2 separate regions of the Mus musculus genome follow, and region 1 is linked to region 2. A link is a loop called in an ENCODE intact Hi-C map of the cell type or tissue named here. Cell type or tissue: left cerebral cortex. All regions are shown on one strand.

What was found. A loop is a pair of places that touch in the nucleus more often than their neighbours do. Peaks named below come from ENCODE experiments on the same cell type or tissue, not always from the same donor. Only the 100,000 strongest peaks of a DNase experiment are listed, where the experiment ranks them.
Region 1: a loop joins it to region 2, with 4 times the contacts of the local background. A loop is called at or near these places in 1 of 42 quality-filtered maps.

Annotation. Positions count from the first base shown.
Region 1 is chr14:18,501,514-18,509,513 of GRCm38, reverse strand. The region is part of intron 1 of Gm32587 (a long non-coding RNA gene); the gene reads right to left. Gm38620 (a long non-coding RNA gene) reads right to left here. Exons shown (of 3, transcript XR_874231.1): 3 at 4,899-4,939. Among named protein-coding and RNA genes, the nearest start is that of Gm38620, 11 kb to the right of the region's middle. In left cerebral cortex, a CTCF peak has its summit at 3,115 (motif pointing right); DNase peaks (open chromatin) are centred at 1,182, 1,505 and 3,135.
Region 2 is chr14:18,267,556-18,275,555 of GRCm38, reverse strand. Rpl15 (ribosomal protein L15) reads left to right here and starts at 4,570. Exons shown (of 4, transcript NM_025586.3): 1 at 4,570-4,597; 2 at 5,096-5,277; 3 at 5,513-5,649; 4 at 6,240-7,733. The coding sequence starts at 5,106. The coding sequence ends at 6,545. It overlaps Nkiras1 (NFKB inhibitor interacting Ras-like protein 1), which reads right to left and starts at 4,420. Exons shown (of 4, transcript NM_023526.4): 1 at 4,233-4,420. In left cerebral cortex, a CTCF peak has its summit at 4,559; DNase peaks (open chromatin) are centred at 3,669 and 4,443; H3K4me3 peaks cover 3,083 bases; H3K27ac peaks cover 1,419 bases.

The sequences.
Region 1 (8,000 bases), 230 kb before region 2:
GACTACCCTGCCCTAGGAAGCAGGGGCTTTTAAAGAGTTAGCCCTACTTTGCAGAGAAACTTCTGCCAACAGCCCTTCCCTCAGCCATTGAGTTCCTCCTCTTCCCCAAAGAAGAGGACAGAGAGGGAGAAAACACAGCAAACTTTCCCTGAAGAGGCCGTCAACAGAGGCATGGGTGACTGCACATTGCCTCTTCCTTCACCCCAGGCCTCTGCTGGGCTCCTTAGTCCTTCTTGACCTCAGGTTCTGTTGTCCTGACTCACACTCTGTTAATCTTACATTGATCTTTAGGTGTTTTTGAGAACGATGGGAAATCCTTTCAGGAGCAAGGTGGAACTTGTGTAACTAAATGCATAAGCAATTCTTGTTAATACATGTATGCCTTTAGGCCTACAAGGCTGAGGTTGCCTGGGTTCAGCAGTCAGATCTTTTGTGACTGGGGGTAAATATGTCCCTTAGTTTCCTGATCTTTAAGTGCCCTGGTGCACACGCACACAGCCCTCAGCACAGTGAGGCCTTTACAGGCTTCCATAGATGCTCCCTTTAAATTCTATGACTGCAGGCAGACTGCAGTGCCTAGCCCTGCCCTAGACAGGTGAATTCCTGTCTTCAATAGAATGCGGTAGGACTTCCAGAAGGTGGCAGACAGATGACCAATGATAAGTATTATCACATCCTTGATGGATCTTGCACTAGCTGGCCAGAGGGAAAAAAAAAATAGGTTCCAAAGAGGATTGCTACAGGAAATCAGGGGCAAAGTGCATCATGTGTATTGATTCGGGGACGCCTAGAGTGAGGTCCACCCTACCCCTTACCCTCAGACCATCAGAGGAGCAGTATGTGTATATGTGTCTGGGTACATATGTGTATGCATGTGTGTGTGTTCATGAGTGTGTGATTACAAGGTACTAGTATCATTTCTTAGCACTGCCAGCTAAGGGATTTGAGGTAAGAGGAATCAAAGACTCAGAGGTATTGTTTGAAGCTTGGCCAGCAGGCTGCTACCCTGTTACAGTGAAGTTTAGGTGTGAGCAGCTGGCCTCAGACTTCTCTAGCATAAGCTCCTCAGGCCTAGGAAAGAGACAGACAGCTCCCCCAACCATTTAATTCAACCGAAAATTCTCCATAAAATATGTAAAGTGCCTTGGAAGGAAAAAGGGCAAGCCAGATCTGAACAGTAATTGTTGTTGCTAATTCTGTCTCAGGCATCCTGTGTGAAGAACATGAATAACTGGGAGTGTTGTTTCTCAAAGGCCTAGAAACACAACCAATACCCCTCTCTGCCCCCCCCCCCCCAGTAACAGAGGCCCTCTTGTTTGAAGTGTGAATTACAGCAAGTTTCCTTTGCACTGAAGGAGAAACTTAGTTGCCATGTATATCTAAGTGTTAAGCAGACATTGAGCACATACATATACTTAAAGCTATTTCCAATGTCTTCTGGAAATAGAAACAACTATAAAAACCCAGCTTAAGATCACAAAAGCCCTTTAAAAGCCCTCCCTGGAATATTGGAGGCTTCCAGAGCTGCTGGGTATGGCTAATTTTGTAACTTCCTCCACAGTAAATCACTACCAACAAAGTCGGCAGGTGAATCACACTGCTTTGTGGCAAGACATAAATGGCTGTAAAGCCTTTCAACCCTGAAATTTCAAAGCGATGCTTTTGCTAGGTCTTGCTTGCCTTTCTCCACCTGCTGTTCATAATATGATGTCATATATTTACAGTGCACTTACAAAACCACAGTCCTTGCTCCTGACCTATGGGGAAGTGCACCCTTCTAGTTTTCTTACGGAAGCCAAATGCTCTAGCTTTGTTTTAGAGTAGAACCTTTGGATTAAAAAAAAAAAGTTTTCTTCTTCTTCTTCTTCTTCTTCTTCTTCTTCTTCTTCTTCTTCTTCTTCTTCTTCTTCTTCTTCTTCTTCTTCTTCTTCTTCTTCTTCTTCTTCTTCTTCTTCATTTTTTTTCCAGACAGGGTTTCTCTGTGTAGTCCTGGCTGTCCTGGAACTCACTCTGTAGACCAGGCTGGCCTCAAACTCAGAAACCCGCCTGCCTCTGCCTCCCAAGTGCTGGGATTAAAGGCATGCACTACCATGTCCGGCCCTAAAGTTCTTGTTTATAATTTTATGTGTATGAGTGTTTTGCCTGAATGTATGTTAAATGTACCATGTGATGCAGCACCTGAGGAGGACAGAAAATGGTGTCACGTGGAACTGAAGATGGTTGTGAGTGCCTGGTTTGGGTATTGGGAAGCAAACTGGGATCCAATGGAAGAGCAAAGTATTCTTAACAGCAAGACTTCTCTCCAGCCCCTAGCGGTCTGATTGGTAATCATCAGAAACTGATCAATATTTTTTATAAAAATGTAGATGATTCATCAAACCAAGCTTGGACCTGCCTCCAGCTGCCTCTCTTGCACATCTGACTTCTGGACCCAGAACCCAGGCACACACTGGGATCACACCCAGTTCTCTGAGTTAGCAGCCTCTGCAGAGTCTACTTGGTGCTTCCGACCAGGTCACCATATGACTTCTGCTCACGAAGCCTTGCCACTCCAGATTCGTCTCTGCCAGTTGCCATTACAGGATACCAAGAGCCAGGGGCTTCCACAGGAAAGCTCCATCCTTCACCATCCTGTAAGTTTCGAGTCCAAGGCACCTAGCTGGTTGGGTTTCCTCATAGCTCACTGACCCTGCCTAGTCTGCCTAGTCTGCCTAGTCCTGGGACTATCTCTTTGTCCTCACCCTTTTTCTCATTAGGACCCCAGTCAGATTGGCCCACCCCACAATGTCATTTTAACTTAATTACTTCTTTAAGTCTTATCCCCAAACACAGCCACCGCCTGTAGTTCTGCAAGCTAGGATGTCTGTGTATAGATTTCAAGACAGATGTGGGCCAGCCTCCAACATCAGCCACCTCACTTAGCCCGGCCCCAGTTCCTCTCAGGAGAGGACAGTTTTTCCTATGGAATTTGCAGAGACGAATGCTTCCTGAAGACCTAAGACTAAATCACTCTCTCCTTAAACTTGAGCAGGTGAACTGGTCTCTGTTGTTGGGTTTGGTTGTGAAGTTCCTCCAGTCCCCAATGCTCATGTGTTAAAGAATCAATCCCCAGAGGGTGGCACTATTGAGCAGTGACTAAATCACAAGAGTCTCAACCACATCCAGGGATTAATCCATTGAGGGGTTCACAGATGAATGGGCTATTTGGACGCAGAGTCTAAAAGAGGAAGTGACTCATCTGAAGATCTTCCTGGAAGATCCTTCCTGTCTGTTTTAAGGAAATGGGCAGCTTTCCTTGGCCACGTCCTCCGACCATGAAATCTCCACTAACACTTGTGGCAGATTCTCCCACCCTTTGGGGATGTAACACGTACATACTGTTTAGAAAAGGAAAAACTTCTCTATGAACATGATCTGCTCCCATCCTTTCCAGGGGCTTATTGCATCCATTTGTTAAGCAGATGGTGGTTGACGATACACACAAAGAGCAAACACATTTAAATTTTCTTTATTAAATCGAGGTAGGAAGATCATCTTGAGATGATTAAATTAAAGACCTTAAATAACTCATTCTGTAGGAAACTTACGGCCAAGCTGCAGGGCTATTTATTCAGTGACAAAAGAAATCACGGAGTCACAGGAAATGGAAGAGTCTAATTTTCCTTAGCAACAAAGACACAAGGATGCCCACAGACAGCCCGCAGTAAGCCACACACTGCCATGAGACTTAAAAGTGTATTCACAGGAGACAGATGTGGTACATCCACTCCAGTAGTGACAAGCGCAACAGGCCCCAAAAACCTGGGCGCTGTCCCGAGGTAAAAAGTTCATGGAAACTTAGTCTCCTGGAATCGTGGCATCCGGTATAACGAATGCTCCAATGTCCTTGCTTTAGTTGGCAAATGGATCTGTGTGCTTTCCCTTAATATTGCTTTATTTTAAGTGCCTCTATTTGACATATAGCTAAGTTAGATCCTAGGCAGTCCTTGATCCGACCCTGGGCATGTATAGCTAAGTCACTGCCCTACACAGAAATTTACCATTATCTAGGAAGAAGGAAGTTTGTGATCTAAGGAGGAACCAGATTAGATATTTAGAACTATAGATAACTGAGTTACACCCATACACAAGTATTTACAATGGCCTAGGGAGAAGGTGGACTATACAATAGACTAGAATAGGATCTATGGCAAGGGCACAAAGCCCTTGTCCCTGGCTTCTAAGATTAAGTGGACCTTAGGTGGGGCTGTTTTTGATCTCAGTTGTTTAACATTGAATTTTATCCCAGTTGGTTACTGCCAGTCCTTCCATGTTGCATTCCTCTGTTTTATGTAAGAATCCAGTAACTTCCCTATTTTCTTCTGTATAAAAAGTTTGATGCTTGATTTGACAAATTACATTCAGATCCACACTCCCTTGTGTCAAATCTGTATGTCACCCCAATTCCTGCCCGACTCTATGCCCATCTGCCAGAACCCCTGATTCCCATAGATTGAGGGGGGCTGATTAGGCCTGGTCCCTGGCACAGATGTGCCTGAATTTGGGGTACTTAGCACCTCCTTAGGTTACACCCAAGGAGAACATTACCTGTGATGTCCACACACCTATCCCGTCCCGCGGGATTCAGTTATTCATGGGTGCAAGGGGGACCACAAACCTGGAAGGAAATGGGAGGAAGGGAAGGAGAGGCAGGAGACCAAGTAGATTGTACCTATCAAGGTCTCATTTATTAGGCTGAGATGCCTTGTTTTAAAACATACATCATGGAGAATAGGGAGGGGTTGAGGGGGAATTTTACAAAGAACAAAGAAGTGGGCATCTGTTGACATGAGGGCCGAAGTCAGGCTCCAGGGGGCGTGCACTCTGCATCTTATCTCTGGAACATAGATCCTCCTTGATAGCCTTGGGTGTCAGGCCGAGCTCAGGCGTAACTCACGTCCTTGGATGGCATGGGAGTTCAGGAAGAGATAGGGAAGAGGGGACTATAATTCAGCTTTTACAGCCTCAGGTGCCAGGAAGGGAATAGGGAGGAGGGAGTGATAACTAGCTCCTAGCACAAGGCCATTTGGCCTGTCAGAGAGATTGTGAAGGGCTCGCTTTCTCACCAGATGGTCTCTGACACACACCTGTAGCACTTTCACAGCAAAGACACAATGACCTTTGTAAGAGGCATCTGCCATTTATTGCATCTGGGAATACATTTTTTTCCCATAAGGATAGAGTGAGTCCTCTGAACTGTTGAATGGGATGTTGCCTTTATTTCTTCAAGACACAAATTACTTGTTCTTCAATCCAGAAATATGATGAATCTAACAGTAATTCTTCCCTTGCACATACTGGAACAGTGCAGCACGGCCTCACTACTCCTGACCTCAGTCAGACCTGTCCATGGTCACTAACTTTATTGATAAAACTGTGGATAAAGCTGGGGCTGGTGTATCTGTCTAGGCAGACTGAACTGTCTGTAATGAGTGGGTTCACAAAGCACCGATGTTGAGAACCTGGCTCAAATCACCCCAGAGAATCTCCCCGAAGTTAGAGAAATAAGACGTAGATGTCAGGCCCTGCCTGTCAGTGGTTGGGGCAGGGCTTCAATGAGAACTGAGCAAGTAAGGGAATCATGGTAATAATTGCATCATCATGAAAGCAGGCACTCAGTAGCAGACATAGCGTTTAAGTCCAGTCTCACAAATACTCAAGAGACCCAATTAATTTTTTGCTGATCAGAATGGGGATTTTGACCTGCTCTGTTTCTGACTTGGGCCAGTTCACCTCTCTTTAGACAACCTGGTGGTCCCGTGCTTCTGTGAAGTCACCATATTGGTGTCGAACTTAGTATCGATCAGCATAGCATACTTAAAGCCCAGAACTCCTGGACTCAAGCGCCCCTCCCATCTCAGTCTTTGGAGTAGCTGGGACTATAGGCATGTGCCACTGAGCCCCTAGTCAATTAGTTTTCCTTTTTAATCAACCTACCAAACAAACAAAAAAACAAACACAAAACCCCAAACAACTCTGAAGCCAAGTGTAGGACATGGTTGTAGGACAGTGCTTGAGAGGTGGAGGCAGGAGGATTGCAAACTCCAAGCCAGCCTAACCTGCACAGAATTTGAAGCCAGTCTGAACTAAAGAGTTGAACTAAGGAATTGTGAACCCCTCTCACCAACTAAAACACTGCCACCCTTTCAGGCTACAAAGAACATATATTACATGGCTTCCCATGCTCACCTCCAGTCTATGGCTTTTTGTGTAATAGGACCTGTATGCCTCAGGTTGAGAGGTAGAGTCTATGTCCTTGAATCCAGACAGACCTTCACAGCTGCTGTGACAGCAGCAGGAAGCAGGAGTGATGTGAAGTATGTGATTTTGGAGGTCATAAAGACAAGATGGCTTTGATTTGATTTTGATTTTGATTTGATTTGATTTGATTGGCTCTGGCTTTGATTCTTTCGCTCCAGATAACCTGCCCATGGAACAGCTACCAACCTTCCCATTATAAGGAAGCCCACATTGACAGTGGCTGGGCCACTATTAGCATCAGCTGCCACTGATCCCACTGCTACCTGTGAGTACATGAACAGACCTCCTAATAACTGTAGTGTGCAGACCACCAGATATCCAGCGAGGCTCTGAGTACAGCAGCCCTACTCACTGTACACAGAACCCTGACATCTACAATATTTGTGTGTTGTAATATGTTGCCATGCAGTAGTTAATAATGGATACAAGAATGACCCATACCTCCTCCTGGGAGAAGCCACAGCACAGGAGATTAAGAATGTCACAGGATCCACAATAACAGTGGCTCAATAGAATGTTTAATCTTTATGGCTCTGTGCATTTTAGAACTCCCATGATGCAAGTCAGGAATGAATCTAGGCTTCTTCTTAGAATAAGATTCAAAGCAAAGATGGGAAAGTGCTAATATCTGTTTAGTGCAGGAGACATGTATATCCTCTACCATTGATAGTTTCTGCAATTTTAAAATGATGCTAAAATGAAATTGCACATCATGGTATCAGTCTACAGTAGTATCCCATTAGAGAGGCATAAGATTAACCTGTCCTGGAGAACAACTTCTATACACAATGGCTGCTTGCCTCCAGCAGAGAGGCTTGAGAAGTACGACTTGTCAAGTTATTTCAACTTGAGGTAGAGAGTATGACCTTGAGGTTGGTGCTGTCAGAGTCCCATACTAAGAGGCAGCATGAGGCTGCTCCTTGTGGGAAATAGAAGGAGGAGGAGAGAAGTGAGACCAGACAAGCACTGCAGGAGGCTGGCTTCCATGGTTGAGGGGCGTGTGACTGAATGTGCAGGAACTAGTTCTAGAAAATAAGACAGGGTGGACCTGAAGAGCTTGTTTCTGTGAGAGCAAGCGTTCCAGAAGTTTACTGTGATGGTGGCTCAGTCATAGAGGTGGGGGCAAGAAGCACTGCATCTGCACAGCCTTCCAGTCTGGAGCCTTGGTACAGTTATCATCATGGACCCATTTCCAGAAGAGCCCTCAGACAGTGACAGTGCTTCAGACCCTTAGATGCCCAGTGTGGCTTGGGATGTGTATATTAGACCTTCCCTTCCTCTCTACTTGGTTTCAGACTAGAAGGGAGGAGGAGAAAAGACTGGACCCATGGCATCCAGCCCTTTTGTCAAGAAGGCAAAGTGCTCCCTGTAGTCTTCAGAGACTCTATCCTATCAGCCAACCCAGTCAACTGAAGTTGCCGTCCTGAATACCTTAATTGTAACAGGCCTGATATGGCTGTGCAGACCTCCAATCCCAGCATTCGGAAAGCTGAGGCAGGAGAGTGATAGATTCTAGACCAGTCTGGGATGGATGGATATATATCTATATCTATATCTATATCTATATCTATATCTATATCTATATCTATATCTATATCTATATCTATATCTATATCTATATCTATATCTATATATATATACACACACACATGTGCACGTATACATATAATATGTAGTGAGATCTGTGTCACTAAATATGA
Region 2 (8,000 bases):
TTAAGGGAAATTCTAGGAATGTCTTACAATCTGCAGCCCAACTAAGTCAACAATGAGCAGCTGTGAATGGGAAGTTCAAGAATCTAGAAGTTGGGCTGGTGAGATGGCTCAGTGGGTAAGAGCACCCGACTGCTCTTCCGAAGGTCAGGAGTTCAAATCCCAGCAACCACATGGTGGCTCACAACCATCCTTAACGAGATCTGACTCCCTCTTCTGGAGTGTCTGAGGACAGCTACAGTGTACTTACATATAATAAATAAATTTAAAAAAAAAAAAAAAAAAAAAGAATCTAGAAGTTGCTCAGCCTCACGAAGGTGGGTATTTCAGCTGGTCTTCTGTATAAGCTGGAATCATGAAGTAGACTCCAACAGGTGTGCTGGCAGGTAAGTGCAAGCAGGTGGAAAAGAGTGAGTCCTCCTTCTTCAATGTCCTTGTGTAGGCCTCCAGCAGAAAGCACGGCCCAGAATAAAGGTGTGTACCACCAAACCTGGACCTAAACTGTTCTTTATTTGGAACTTGCTCTGTCTCAGGCTGGACTTGAACTCAGAGATCTGCTTGCTTCAGTTTCCTGGGATTAAAGGTGTGTACCACCTTCCTGGGCCTAAGCTTTTCATAGCCACTAGGCCTCAAGATTCAGATCAAAAGCCTATGTCATTCCATGTCAAGATTTGGATCAAAAGCCTGTGTCTTCCAGCCTCAAGATCTGGACCACAGCTATGTCCTCCATTCCTGGATTGAAGTTCATTCCAGATGTAATCAAGCTGACAGCTGGGAATAACCATCACAGCATGTGTGGCTGGATTAACCTTGAGACACGGAGCCAAAGGCTGGGGTTGTGATCTGGGCACAAGTGTCTATGAGTCAAGTTTTAGAGGAGAGGGACTGACTGACTAAAACATGAAGGAAGCCAGGAGCCAAGGGATGCAGGGGGACCTTGAGCTGATTTTCTTCTTCCTGACACCATGATTTTTATCCTAGTGATGCTTCTGATCTACAAACTGTAAAATGATAAGTGTTTTATTTGAGCCATTAACATCCTCACCTGAGTTAACTTGGAGGGTCTCTGAAGGTATGAGGCTAGCCTAGTCTACACATAAAGTTTCTAGGGCAGTTAAAACTACATAGCAAAAATAGAGAAAGAAAATTTTATCTCTGAAAAATAAATTTTAAAATGTAATTGCTAGGGCTGGAGAGATGGCTCAGCAGTTAGAGTACTAGCTACTCTTCCAGAGGACCCGCAATATCTGTAACTTCCGTTCCAGAGGATCTGGCACCCTCATTCAGACATACATGCAGGAAAAAACATCAATGCACAAATAAACATAAATTTAAAATATGTAATTGCTGTTAGGGAAACTAACATAACCTCACTAGTCTCTCTAATCCATTTTTCTCTTTTCTTTTAGCCTCAAACCATCTAAGTTAGAATTTTAAAATCTAACTTACTTACTTTCTTTTTTCCTTTGGTTTTTTCGAGACAGGGTTTCTCTGTGTAGCCCTGGCTGTCCTGGAACTCACTCTGTAGACAAGGCTGGCCTCCAACTCAGAAATCCACCTGCCTCTGCCTCCCAAGTGCTGGGATTAAAGGCGTGTGCCACCACACCCAGCAAAATCTAACTTTCATTCTCAGAATCATTCAGTAGTTTCCTAGCTCCTTAGCTGTGATTCCAGAATACTGCTTGCTGTTTTTGTCTGTTGGACCCCCAAGACCAAGTTCTAACACAAAGGAGATTTACTTACCCCAGAGGAACAGAGGGTAGGGAATAGAGACAAAGTCAGGAGGTAAAGGATGGGAGGGGAAAGGAAGGGAGAGGAAGGATGGGTCTCTGTCCTGAAGAGGCAAAGGACTGCCTCTGGATAGAGAGGAATTGGACATCATAGGTAAATGGTGGTTTATAAAGGGATAAGGGATAATCTGGTATTAGGATGAGGTGTTTAATTTTAATTGGGCATGTTAATGAGGTGAGCCAAAGTGGCCTTTTGACTTCAATACTTTGATACCTGGACCTTGATAGTCTTGATAGCCTCAGAAGAAGGAAGTGGCCAAATACGGTACTAGATCTTGGTGGCTAGCTTTAGAAATGTAATCTAATGGTTTTTAGAAAGGCAGAGGGAATGGGAGAGAAAGGCAAGGTCTTCTTCCATTGCCACGCTCAATACACTCAAGCTGGCCAGAGTCCCTTCAGTCCTGGTATTCTGTATTGTCTTTTAACCCTTCCTCTCAGCGATCTGTACCCCAACTTAAAACCTTGAGGTTTGGTTTCTGATTCCTAACTACTAAGCACATTGTGGAGGTTTGAATAAGTATGGCCCCACTGACTCATGTGTTTCAATCTTTTACCCAAAGAGTAAAGGTACTATTAGGAGGTAAGGCCTTACACTAGCAAGATTTTACTGAAAGGACCCAGATGTAGCTGTCTCTTGTGAGACTATGCCGGGGCCTAGCAAACACAGAAGTGGATGCTCACAGTCAGCTAATGGATGGATCACAGGGCTCCCAATGGAGGAGCTAGAGAAAGTACCCAAGGAGCTAAAGGGATCTTCAACCCTATAGGTGGAACAACATTATGAACTAACCAGTACCCCTGAGCTCTTGACTCTAGCTGCATATGTATCAAAAGATGGCCTAGTCGGCCATCACTGGAAAGAGAGGCCCATTGGACACGCAGACTTTGTGTGCCCCGGTACAGGGGAACGCCAGGGCCAAAGGGGGGGAGTGGGTGGGTAGGGGAGTGGGGGTGGGTGGGTAAGGGGGACTTTTGGTATAGCATTGGAAATGTAAATGAGCTAAATACCTAATAAAAAATGGAAAAAAAAAAAAAAAAAAAAAAAAGGAGGTAAGGCCTTGTTAGAGGAAGAGTGTCACTGTGGGGTGGGGGTGGGCTTTGAGATCTACCATGCTCAAACTATGCCCAGTGAGGCACACCTCTCTTTGCTGCCTGTAGATCAAGATGTAGAGCTCTCAGCTCCTTCTCCAGCACCATGTTTGCCTGCATGCTGCCATGTTTCCTGCTATGATAATAATGGACTAAACCTCTGAAACTGTAAGCCAGCCCCAAAGTAAATGTTTTCCTTTATAAAAGTTGTCCTGGTCATGGTGTCTCTGCACATCAATGAAACACATTACTACTGAACTACACTCACAGACTTGTAATTTATTCTTCAGCATTATTAAAAAAAAAAAAATCATCCAGGAGGCTCAGCAATTAGAACACTGGCGGCTCTTGCAGAGCCCCCAGGGTTCAGTTCCTAGCACCTACATGGAAGTTTTCAACCACTTCCACCTACCTCAGTGGGCCCCAGGTACAAAGGTGGTCGTGCACAAACATACATCCAAGTAAACACACATAAATAAACACACATAGCCTAAAAATAAACGTTAAAAAATTTTTGAAGACTGTCCTAAAAGAATTCATATCCTTCACTCCATGCTAACTTGCAAGCTCCACCAGATGTGCTTAAAAGAGAAAAAAGTCAGTTACTGCCCCTCCCCCCCCCCCCCCGCACCCCAACCCCACCTCGTCCAGGCTCCACTTGCCAGGACGCTGAGACACTGTACCGCTCAATACCCCTCCACTCCTTCAATGTGTGTCCTTTACACTTGGCATCAAAAGCAATACATAGCATAGTGTTAACGCTTGCTCCCAAGGCTAGAACTTGTATGTTGTCTGAGCTGCATCACCAGCAGCTGAGACTGAGCTCCACGCATATTAAGCAATACATCTGTTGAATTTTTAAATAGGACAGGTGAGGACTCTTAAAATGCTAAAGCTGCCATTTATTCTAAAAGATAAGAAGAGCCACAGATTGATGGAAAAGGTAAACATGATTCCCAAAACCTTTGCCACAAACAAGCGTAGTTTATTAAAACCACACAACTGTATGAAAATAGAAAATTCTGGAACTACAAAAACTCCAATACACCATTACTTCTCAATAAAGAACGCAGTGCAGAATGCCAGCATTTCTTCCTGAAACGGGTCATGGCAAATGAACAATTTGCTATCCTAAAAACGCCTATAAAATCAAGTCCCCGGGCACCTCGGAAAATTCAGAGGGGGACGGGCACCACAGTCCACCCACTAGCCTGGTTCGCGCAAGTCCAAAGTCCCTGGCCGGCCTTAAGGACACGCAAGGTCCACGCGTACCACTTCGCCTACGACCAAGTCACGGCCGTCCTGCGGTCACTGTGCTCCGAGATCACGGAGCGAGGCGCCGGTGGAAACACCAACCTGACACTGCAGGGCAGTGAGACAGCAGCACGCAGGTCACCGCGGTCCGAAGGCGTCCCTCTGGAGCCGGTCCCCGACCTGCTTCCTCCGGCCCCTTGACGTGACGTAAGCAAACTCGCCGCCTCTCACTTTCCGCAGCCTTGGCAGCTCAGGAGCACTGCTGAGAGCTTGGGAGAGCATCCGGAAGCGGCGGGCTGTCCCAGCCTGACTCCGCCCACCAGGTTGGATGTCGGGACTACAAGCCCCAAGAGGCACAGTGCGGCTACAATGCCCCACCGGAAGGAGGGTCGCCGGGGTGGGAGGAGGAGCCACAAAAGGGATTGTGGGAGAAAGCCTTCTTCCTTTCCTCTGGCGGCAGCCATCAGGTAGGGCGGCGGGGTGGTGTTTGTGTGTCTATCCGTCGCGAATCGCGCTAGTCTTCAGCCATCCGACCCCGGCGACCCTACGGCCTCGGAGTTTCTGCCTCGCACGAGCGCCTAGTGAGGATACGGGGTGGAGAGGGTACGAATACGCCGCCGTCCGGGAGGCTTGAGAGACGCAATGGCGGCAGGATCCGAGCTGGGCCGGGGACTGAAGGAGGCGTGGGATGGAAGCGTGGCCTCGGCTTGCCTCTCATCAGGCCGCCCGGGTGGGACGAAGCTCTCCTGGTCTTACTCGCGGTGGCGGTTATAACCCTGCTGCCAGTTCTGGCGGCCTCCGGGAGTATGGAATAGTCAGTCCCGCCCAGCCGGCCCTGCGCCTTGCTGCCTCTGCAGAGCCCTTCTCATTCCCGGTGGACGGTGGGGCTCCAGGAAGGATGGAGAGGCCGTAGTCAATGTCCTTGACAGCGATCGCTCTTTCGATTTGCTTCTTCCTCTCAAAAGGTGAGCCAAGATGGGTGCATACAAGTACATCCAGGAGCTATGGAGGAAGAAGCAGTCCGACGTGATGCGCTTTCTTCTGAGGGTCCGCTGTTGGCAATACCGCCAGCTCTCTGCGCTGCACAGGGCTCCCCGCCCCACCCGGCCTGATAAAGCTCGAAGACTGGGATACAAGGCTAAGCAAGGTGCGTGAGGTCACGATGTGGGTGGTCTATAACACTCCCAGAAAAGTCGGCGGGCCTCAGTTTGGAAGTGCCCCCCCCCCCAAAAAACCTGCCTGATTTAGCTATGCTAAATGTGATATAGGTTACAGATATACTTTAGTCTACATAGTCTATCTTTGTAATTAAAAGGAAGCATTGGAAAGTCTTAACTTAGTCTAACGTATTGGTGGTTGGGTTGTTTTGTTTGTTTGTGTAGGCTATGTCATTTACAGGATTCGTGTCCGCCGTGGTGGTCGTAAACGCCCAGTTCCTAAGGGTGCAACTTACGGCAAGCCTGTCCACCATGGTGTTAACCAGCTGAAATTTGCCCGAAGCCTTCAGTCTGTTGCTGAGGTGAGTTGTTGGGAGTATCGATTGTCTTGACAACCCATTAGGAATGGTGGGCTAGGAAGAAACGGGGAAGCCGGTGGAGTTTCCCTCGGTATAAGGTGGGGATGGAGTTGTTTTGTACTTAGTCACTATCGGTACTCATTGTTACTGTTTTGCTTGAGGATGTGCGGAAAGGGGTTTGGGTTTCTGGACTAGTTTCTACAGACCCTATGCTTTTGGAAGACTGTAAAATTTTGGGCCATTCTGTTTTATTTACATTGCTAATATTCTGTGATCAGTTACTCTTAGGTTGATAAATGGTTGTAGGAGCCCCCTTTCCACAAGCTAGAACTTTTTTTTTCATTTGTTGAATTAATGTATAGGGTTATGGGCTTGATCCCTATTGCTGAAGGGGACTAGGACAGCACTCAATTTCATGTCTGGTTTTTAGGGAGAAAAAAAGTTATGTGCTTTTGTCTACATGTCTGTCATTTAAGCTAGTCTAATTCTTAAGGTGTGTGGGGACCTGGCCTGCTTCAGTCTCATGACCCAGAGTTAGAAGGATTTTTGTCTAGTTTACAGGAAACTGACTGGTCTTTCTCTGCATATTTTAGGAGAGAGCTGGGCGCCATTGTGGGGCTTTGAGAGTCCTGAATTCCTACTGGGTTGGTGAAGATTCCACATATAAATTTTTTGAGGTTATCCTCATTGATCCGTTCCATAAAGCTATCAGAAGAAATCCTGACACCCAGTGGATCACCAAACCAGTCCACAAACACAGAGAAATGCGTGGGCTGACATCTGCTGGCCGAAAGAGCCGTGGCCTTGGAAAGGGCCACAAGTTCCACCACACTATTGGTGGTTCCCGCCGTGCAGCCTGGAGAAGGCGCAATACTCTCCAGCTCCACCGTTACCGCTAATACACGTGATATTTGTAAAATTCATATCCAATAAACAATTTAGGACAGTCATTTCTGCTTAAAGGTGTTATTTGTTAAAACTAGTCTACAGATTGTCATGAGTGTTCTGTGAAAATGTAGAAGTTAAGTGCAATAATTGAAAACTGCAGGTGATGGCATATCTTGTTTCTGATGTACTTTGCATTATCTGCTTATGAGATTAAGTGTATATAGTGTTTGTGCCAAGTGGTGTTCTGTGTGTAAGACCCTGTAAGAGGTAAAAAGTCCTGAAACTGACCCTGGATGTGTTGGTGCATGAGATAGAATCTACAGCTTTACGATGGCATCTTTTGGTTCACTGAAGTGGCTGCTTGGGAGTTTGATGAGTACAAACTTTATAGAGTTGGATTTTGCTTAGAAATGTGTAGGAAGAGAGGGTTTCAAAACCTGTTTTGTGCATAGAAAAGTGAGATCAACTATAACCCACATTTTGAGAATTGAATCCAGTGTTATTTTCAGAAGACCAGGTAAATTTGTTGGAAGAGGTTTCACTTTCTGTTGGATCTAGAGTATGGATTTGGAGATGAAGGTTGAACATTGGATGTAGTAGGGCTTATTTAGGGCAGATTATTTCCATTAGATTTGTAAACTTGGTTGTGGTTGCAAGTTAATATCAACCAAGCAAATATAAGTTTGATTAAGCTTGCAGACATTAAGCTTTTCTAGCAGCTGGTGTGTGCAGAGGCAGATGGCTCTCTGGTTCCAGGACTACCTACAATATAGAGAAATTTTCTCTATTCCAGTCAATTCATCATGGGTAAGAATAGTCCATTTTGGTAGTGTTATTTCATCGTTTACAATCTACCTATGGGTAGTGGCTGGTAACTGCCTGGATGTTGACATTTCACAAAGGCCATACTTAACCACACTTTTATTTCTATTTGTGCGATGCCTTGGAGTAGTTTCCCAAAGTGATTTTGAGTGTGGAAGAAATGGTATTGTCCCCGAACAGCTGGCTTGGTCTCAAAATCTAATTGATGCTTTTATTAAATTGGTTTTCCTTTGGAGATTTTAAAAGGATGATTTGATTTCCAGAAAATACTAGACTCAAAATCTTGATAGCTAAAATTCTTTTCTATTCAGCAAAACAAGTCACTGTATAGAGGTTGTTCAAATCAACTAAAGTAATAAATGTCTTAAACAAGTGGACCTATGTTATCTTTTATGTTAAAGCAAATGAGGAACTTGGAAAGGATAGCTAATTGTAGAAATGACAGGCATAATTCGAGAGAACATGTAATAGTATCCTAAGAATTAGGAAACTGCTTGGGCCTGGTACTGTGGCTCAGTTCAGTCCTTAGCACTGGTAAGATTTCCTGCTAACGCCAGTCAGTGGTCACAGAAACTTGCCTTTGTCTTTGCCACCTTAAAGATCAGTCTACAGGGCAGCTAGAGGAGTCCTGTTAAATTGATCCT